Linked DNA regions of Homo sapiens: region 2 is linked to region 1. A link is an interaction called in ENCODE POLR2A ChIA-PET data of the cell type or tissue named here. Cell type or tissue: OCI-LY7. All regions are shown on one strand.

The links. Peaks named below come from ENCODE experiments on the same cell type or tissue, not always from the same donor. Only the 100,000 strongest peaks of a DNase experiment are listed, where the experiment ranks them.
Region 2: POLR2A ChIA-PET joins it to region 1 with 8 read pairs; 1 of 35 experiments calls an interaction of 5 or more read pairs at or near these places.

What each region holds. Positions count from the first base shown.
Region 1 is chr1:197,147,477-197,151,476 of GRCh38, forward strand. No RefSeq gene overlaps it. Among named protein-coding and RNA genes, the nearest start is that of ASPM, 2.8 kb to the left of the region's middle. In OCI-LY7, no CTCF peak of the experiment used is centred here; no DNase peak of the experiment used is centred here; H3K27ac peaks cover 216 bases.
Region 2 is chr1:198,163,246-198,167,245 of GRCh38, forward strand. The region is part of intron 1 of NEK7 (NIMA related kinase 7); the gene reads left to right. Among named protein-coding and RNA genes, the nearest start is that of NEK7, 8.2 kb to the left of the region's middle. RefSeq lists an enhancer at 2,776-2,875. In OCI-LY7, no CTCF peak of the experiment used is centred here; no DNase peak of the experiment used is centred here; H3K4me3 peaks cover 1,315 bases; H3K27ac peaks cover 15 bases.

The DNA.
Region 1 (4,000 bases):
AGGCGCGCCTCACCACGACTGGCTAATTTTTGTATTTTTGGTAGAGAGGGGAGTTCGCCATGTTGGCCAGGCTGGTCTGGAACTCCTGGCCTCAAGTGATCCGCCTGCCTCCGCCTCGGCCTCCCAAAGTGCTGGGATTACAGGCCTGAGCGGCGCCCGACCCTAGGCTAGGGATTTTTTAAAAATCCTTTACCTATTTATCTCAACCTTTGCCTTAAACCTACGAGGTATCTCTTAGGGCGTAGGTACCATTATTTGTATCTTACAGATGAGGAATACAGGTCATACAGCTAAGTAGGAAGTGGCATAACCCAGATAGGTACACATGCCTGTAATCCCAGCAGTTTGGCCCTAGTCTTGCTCTTACCCACTACACTATATTGCCTCTAAAGGCAGTAGAAAACTTAAAAAATAAAAATAATGTCTGGATGTATGTATGGTTACACAAAACATGTAAAAAGAGAAGTCAATGGGAAATCAAAATAAGGAAGATGAGACATGAAATTATATTCAATGGTGTCCAATTTCACCTGAAGTTGGACCTTAACAATATTTAAACGAAATTTTTCCACTGGGCACGGTGGCTCAAGCCTGTAACCCAGCACTTTGGGAGGCTGAGGCAGGCGGATTCTTGAGGTCAGGGGTTTGAGACCAGCCTGGCCAACATGGCGAAATGCCGTCTCCACTAAAAATAAAAAAATTAGCCAGGCGTGGTGGAGCATGCCTGTAATCCCACCTACCCCGGAGGCTGAGACAGAAGAATCGCTTGAACCTGGGGTGGGGGGTGGGGGCAAGGTTGCAGTGAGCCGAGATCATGGCACTGAACTCCAGCTTGGGCAAGAGAGCAAGACGCTGTCAAAAAAAAAAAAAAAAAAAAAAAAAATTCTTTCATAGAGGCTTAAAAAAAAAAACAACAAAACAAAACCCTGGAGCAGAGCCTCACAAGTCATTTCCAGTTCTCCTCAGCATCTACCCCCCACGACCTCTCCATTAGCTTAGTTAGGCTCCAAAAAATAAAACTTGGACGGAGGAGAGTGCAAGATATGCTGTGGGAGGGAGGAAACAGCCTATACAGCAAAGAGTTAAAAGATTTTGACAGTCTAAGGTGGAATGTAATGGTGTTAGACCAAGAGGACAAATCATAAGGAACAATAAGGCCAAATTTATTGTCATGGGTGCACTTTACCCATTTAATTAATACAATGTCCGAAGTACCTGGGAATGGCTTTAATAGTTTAATAGGTTCACTAATTGAAAACTGAACTCAGTAGTGGTTTACAGTCAGGTAGGTCAAGGCCAGGCACGGTAGCTCATGCCTGTAATTCCAGCACTTTGGGAGGCTGAGACAGGAAGATCGCTTGAGCCCAGGAGTTAAAAACCAGCAACAAAGTGAGACATGGTCTTTATAAAAACAAAAACAAAACAGGCAGTTAGGTCAAAATGCTCAAACTACCTGGCATTCTGTACACGAAGGAGTCCAAAAGCTCAGGAAGATAGGAATGTTGGAGAAAATCTACATGTGCAACCTGCTTGGCCAAGTCACATCTAAACATGCACACCCTCCACCCATTCTCCTTTTACCAAGGTGTTGATAAATGCATTAACTAATAAAAAGGACTCCAGCATCCATGAAAAGACCTGGGTGACTATTTTTTATAGGCCAGAAATGATGATAGAGGATCAATAATGAAAATAGGTTCTCTGATCTCCATGTGAATTATATGATCCACAAGTGGTCAAAGTCGATTGGCACTTAATAGACAAGGTGGTATAGTTCTTACCACAATATGCTAATGGCAGAATTGTAATTAGAGGCAGGGATCTGTGGCAATGGCCAGTTTCTCAAGGGCCCTATAAATAAGATGAGCTATATACTATGGTGCTGCCTAACATATATAGGCAGAGAAATACCACATATGCAAAGCAAAAAACCTAACTGAAGCCAATGTTGTGGCAGTTATGCCTTTTACCCACTTTCCAAACTTAAGACAGTTCATACACCCAAAGCTCCTTGACTAGAAAGAACCCTGCAACACGAATACCATAAATCTTCTCTCAACAATTCCCCAGAGGGAACTGCAGTCATTTACCCACATGAATATGGATTGGGGGCAGGAACTTGACTTCCTAAGGGTTATTAGATAATGAGATAATAGCTCTGCCTTTCTGCTATACTCCAGAATCCTAAAATGTCACTGTGGACCACCAGACATAGTGAGAGCTTCTCAAGAACCGGTGACAGATGGCATCTAAGTCAGAATCTGTCTTACCAAGTGTCCTTTGGATCCACCCATTTCCAGAATATAAAATAGGAACACTTACTGACCACATTCTCACACTGGTTCCTAGATCCAAGGAACAAGGGCAATTATTGGAGAAAGGGCCAAGTGGAAGCCCCTGAAAATCACCATTTTCCCACCACGGCAATTCAGAGATTATTCTGAATACCTGAGAGATGTTGGGATAGTGATTTTGTCCATATACCCACTTTCTCCACTTATTTGGCCAGTGCAAAAGCCAGATAGATTCTGGAAAATGATAGTAGATTATAGCAATTAGGTGATGATGCCAATTATTACACTACAGTTTCAGATGTGTTATTTTTATACACAAATCAACATACCTTTGTCAGCTGGTTTGCAGCTATGAATCAAGCAAAATGCATTTTTCTTGTTTTTCCCCATTCATCCAGTATTGAAAAACCGAAGCACTTTGTACTTAAGTAGTGGTACAATGCTGTAGCATTACTGTCCTGCCTCAGGGCTCGTCAAATTTCCTACCTATACTGTAATATTGTTCAGAGAGACCTGGATCTTAGTATCACACTGGTCCATTATATTGATGACATTTGCTAATTAAACCTGGTGAGCAAGAAGTACTTGTCAAGAATTGTGTGAGTCTGAGATTTTATCCCTCTTGCAAGCTAAAGAGTTAGCGTGCCAGTTTCATAAAGGCCAGCAGAAAATATGACAGTTTTGGGTTAGAGACAAGACTTTATTATTCACAGAAAAAACAGTAGCTAGAGTGTCAGCATGTTCATTCACATTGATTCCTCCTGCTTCCTAAGTCTCATGGGACCATACAAAGGGCCCTTGATGGATGCCTGCACACACAGTGGGTTGTATTACAGGAAAGGAAGAGCGAATTGGAGATTTGACTGTTTTTATAGTACTATGCCTGGGCAGGGAGACATCCTATCGTCCCTCAAGATTTCTGCAAACACAATCCTGAGAAATGGCCTATGTAGAAATTAATAAGGGCTTCACATTCTTAGCATAGCCAGCAAGAATGTGTAGGCCTGCTCAGAGCCCATGGTAAGTTGCATCTCTCAACAGGAGCAAGCACTGTGGATGCCAATAATAAAACAAATGTAAACCAGATGGGACAAAGTTCAGGGTCCTATCACATCTGTAAAGTTTTTAGGGATCCAATGGTCTGAGACATGTCAGGCTATCTCTTCTAAAATAAGAGGCAACTTGTACTTTGTATCATTTGTAAAGCCTCTTTAGATTTTGGAGGCAATGCATGCATTATTAAGACACATCTCACCAAACCATTTACCTAGTAAACTCTAAGACTGACATTTTTGAGTTAGGCCTGGAACAAGTAAGATCTCTGCAGTAGGTCTGGGCTGCAATGGCCCAAAACACTCATTCCATGACAATCCAAGATGTGGAATAGAAGCTCTGGCAAGTTTCCAGAGAAGTATCACAGTACAAAATTCCAGGTTTGGAGAATAAGACTATGCCTTCCTCTGCAGAAAATCATCTATCATTTGAAAAACAGATCCTAATTATGCTATTAGGTATGGTAGAGACTGAATGCCTCATCAAAGGACTATAAGTGACTGTGATACAAACTGTTTATTATCAACTATTACCTAATCCAGGGATCAGCAAACTATGGCCTAAGGGCTGAATCTGACCCATTGGCTTTTTTTTTTTTTTTTTTTTTTGGCAAATAAAGTTTTACTGGAGCAAGGCCATAAGCATTTATTTAC
Region 2 (4,000 bases), 1.0 Mb after region 1:
ACTTTGGGAGGCCAAGGTGGGAAGATTGCTTGAGACCTGGAGTTCAAGACCAGCCTGATCAATATAGTGAGACCCTGTCACTACAAAAAATTTAAAAAAAATTAGTTGGGCTTGGTGGCACGCACCTGTAATCCCAGCTACTTGGGAGGCTAAGGCAGGAGGATTGCTTGGGCCTGGAGGATGGCTTGAGTCTAGGATTTCGAGGCTGCAGTGAGCTGTGATGATGCCACCGCACTCCCACCTGGTGACAGAGTGAGACCCTGTCTCTAAAAAAAATAAAAAAAAAATTAAAAAAAGAGACACCTAGAATAGGTCATTTGTTTTATGCAAATAGTATATCTTTATTCCAAACAGTTTATTTCTAGGTGTGGTTTGTTAGTCAATAAATACATGTAAATTGAAAGGTCTTATATAAGAAGATTTTTCTGGGGGGAGGATTGGTTTATGGAACGAATTATTTCTTATTTTTCATGGCAACCTACAAATTGACTTCCTTTGTTCTCATCACCGTCTTTGTTGTTAGAATATGTTTAGAGTAGTCTGGTGGTAGGTGTGGTATTCAGTGAAAACTGACATTTTTTTCCATTTTCAAAATGCATTTAAAATAAAGTTTTAATAATGTATTTACTGTTAAGAAATATTTTTTATTGTTGAATGACATATTGTTTTCACCTTCACTTTTATGGCTTTGAGTATTTACAATATCAGCTGTTGGCTGGGCACTGTGGCTCACACCTGTAATCCCAGCGCTTTGGAGGCCGAGGCTGAGCAGACTGCTTGAGCCCAGGAGTTTGAGACCAGCCTTGGAAACATGACAAAACCCCATCTTTACTAAAAATGCAACAACAACAACAACAACAAAAAATCAGCTGTCAGTAAAGATTGTCTTTAGTTACATAGTTCTCCCGTTTACTCCTCTAATCACTTTTTTTAAGTGGAAAGGAATTTGTTACTGAACATTTAATAGTATTTAATGGTTGTGAGGGAGTTTGAGCTTCCAGCAGAATGTCCCAGTACCAGGCCCCCAAGGGAGTTTCTGCCTCTTCTGTGATCAGAAGTCCACCGGTCTAGGGCCATACAGCCACTGCTCTGGTCAAGACACAGTTACAGTAAGAAAAATCCTGCTATTTGGGGGACCCTAGAACCATACCCTGCCTATTGTGGTCCAGGAAACAATGCTGTGGGCCCTAGCTCTATACAGGCATTATTCAGAGATATTGCAGGTTCTAGTCTAGACCACTGCAATAAAGTGAATCTTGCAATAAAGCGAGTCAGATGAATCTTTTGGTTTCCAAGTGCATATGGGAGTTAGAGTTACACTATACTGTAGTCTATACAGTGTGCAATAGCATTATGTCTAAAAAATATACATAATTAAAAAATATTTTATTGCCAAAAAATGCTAACGATCATCTGAACCTTCAGCAGTTCATAATATTTTTGCTGGTGGAGGGTCTTACCTCAATGTTGATGGCTGCTAAATGATTACGGTGACGGTCACTGAAGGCTGGTGGCTGTGTCGTTTTCTTAAAAGTAGACAACCATAAAGCTTGCCACATCAATTGACTCTTTCTTTCATGAAAAATTTCTCTGTAGCATATGATGCTGTTTGATAGCATTTTACCCAAAGTAGAAAATCTTGTACAATTGGAGTCAATCCTCTCAAACCCTGCTGCTGCTTAAAAGTTTATGGAATATTCTAAATCCTATGTTGTCATTTTAGCCATGTTCACAGCATTTTCATCAGGAGTAGATTCCGTCTTAAGACGCATTTTCTTTGCTCATTTATAAAAAGCGACTCCTCATCCATTGAAGTTTTATCATGGGATTGTAGCAATTCAGTTACATCTTCAGGCTTACTTTTAATTCTAGTTCTCTTGCTGTTTCCACCACATTTGTAGTGACTTCCTTCACTGAAATCTTGACTCCCTCAAAGTCGTCCATGAGGGTTGGAATCAACTTCTTCCAAACTCCTATTGACATTGATATTTTGACTTCCTCCCATGAATGACAATCGTTTTTAATGGCATCTAGAATGGTGAATCCTTTTCAGAAGGTTTTCAGTTTACTTTACCCAGATCTATCAGAGTGATCACTGTTTATGACAGCTATAGATTTAAGAAATGTATTTCGTATTCTTAGATAAGAAGACTTGAAAGTGGATTATTCCTTGATCCGTGGGCTGTAGAATGGATGTTGTGTCAGTAGGCATGAAAACAACATTAATCATCTTGTATATTTCCATCAGAGCTGTTGGTGACTAGGTACATTGTCAATTAGTAGTCATATTTTGAAAGAAATCTTTTTCTGAGCAGTCGGTCTCAACAGTGGGCTTAAAATACTCAAAAAACCATGCTGTAAACTGATGTGCTGTTGCCCAGGTTTTGTTTTTCCACTTATAGCACACAGGCAGAGTAGATTTAGCATAATTCTTAAGGGCCCTAGGATTTTCAGGGGATGCTAAATGAGCATTGGGTTCACCAGCTGCGTCAGCCCTTAACCAGAGCCTGTTCTTGAAGCTTTGAAGCCAGGCATTGACCTCTCTCTAGCTATAAAAGTCCTAGATGGCATCTTTTTCAAATAGAAGGCTGTTTTATCCATATTGGAAATCTGTTGTTTAGTGTAGCCACCTTTATCAATGATCTTAGCTAGATCTTCTGGATAACTTGCTGTAGCTTCTACTTCAGCAATTGCTGCTTCAACTTGCATTTTTATATGATAGAGATGACATATTTCCTTGGACTTCATGGACCAACCTCTGTTAACTCCATTTTTTCTTCTGCAGCTTCCTCACCACTCTCAGCCTTCACAGAGCTGAAGGGAGTTAGTGCCTTGCCCTGGATTAGACTTTGATTTAAGGAAATGTGACTGGTTTGATCTTCTATCCAGACCGCTAAAACTTTCTCTGTCTCAGCCGTAAGGCTGTTTCACTTTCTTATCATTGGTGTGTTCACTGAGTATCACTTTTTTCTTTTGTCTTTTTATACAGATGTTTTACTCAATTATAGAAAATTTTAAACACATTCAAAATAAACAAAATAGTGTAATAGACCAGCTCCGAGCTTCAGCAACCACTGATAATGTACCATTTTGGACTAGCACTTTTAATTTCCTTCAAGAACTTCTCTTTTGCATTCACAACTTGGCTGTTTGGCTCCAGAGGCCTAGCTTCTGAGCTACTAGCTTCTGACCTGTCTTGACCTTTGACATGCCTTTCTCACTAAGCTTAATCATTTCCAGCTTTTGATTTAAAGTGAGAGATGGGTGACTCTTTCTTTCACTCGAACACTTGAAGGCCATTGTAGGGTTATTAATTGGCTTAATTTTCATTATTGTTGTGTCTCAGGGAATAGTGAGGCCCAAGGAGAGGGAGAGAGATGGGAACGGCTGGTGCAGTGAAGCAGTCAGAACATTCACACACCATGTATCGTTAAGTTTACCGTTTTATTTGGACATGATTCATGGTGCCCCAAAACAAATACAGTAACATCAAAGATTGCTGATCACAGACCACCATAAAAGATATAATAATAGTGACATAGTTTGAATTATTGCAAGAATATCCAATATGTGACACAGAGATATGGAGTGAGCACATGCTATTGGAAAAATGACACTAACAGACTAACTTCACATAGGGTTGCCACAAACCTTCAGTTTATAAAAAACACAATGTGTGAAGCACAATAAAATGAGATATGCCTTCATTAGTTTTCTGTAACTGCTGTATCAAATTATTACAAACTAGATGGTATAAAACAACAAATTTATTCTGTCACCATTCTGCAGGCCAGAAGTCAGAAGTCAGGGTGTTGACAGTGCCGTGTTCTCTCTGAAGGCTTAAGGGAGAATGTGGCTCATGCCTTTCTCTTAGCTTCTGGTATTGGCAGCAATCCTTGTCTTTCCTTGGCTTGTGGATATATCACTCCATTCTCTGCCTCTGACATGCAGGTTCTTCCTATGTGTTTTCGCTTGTGTCTCTTCTCATAAGGACATCCTC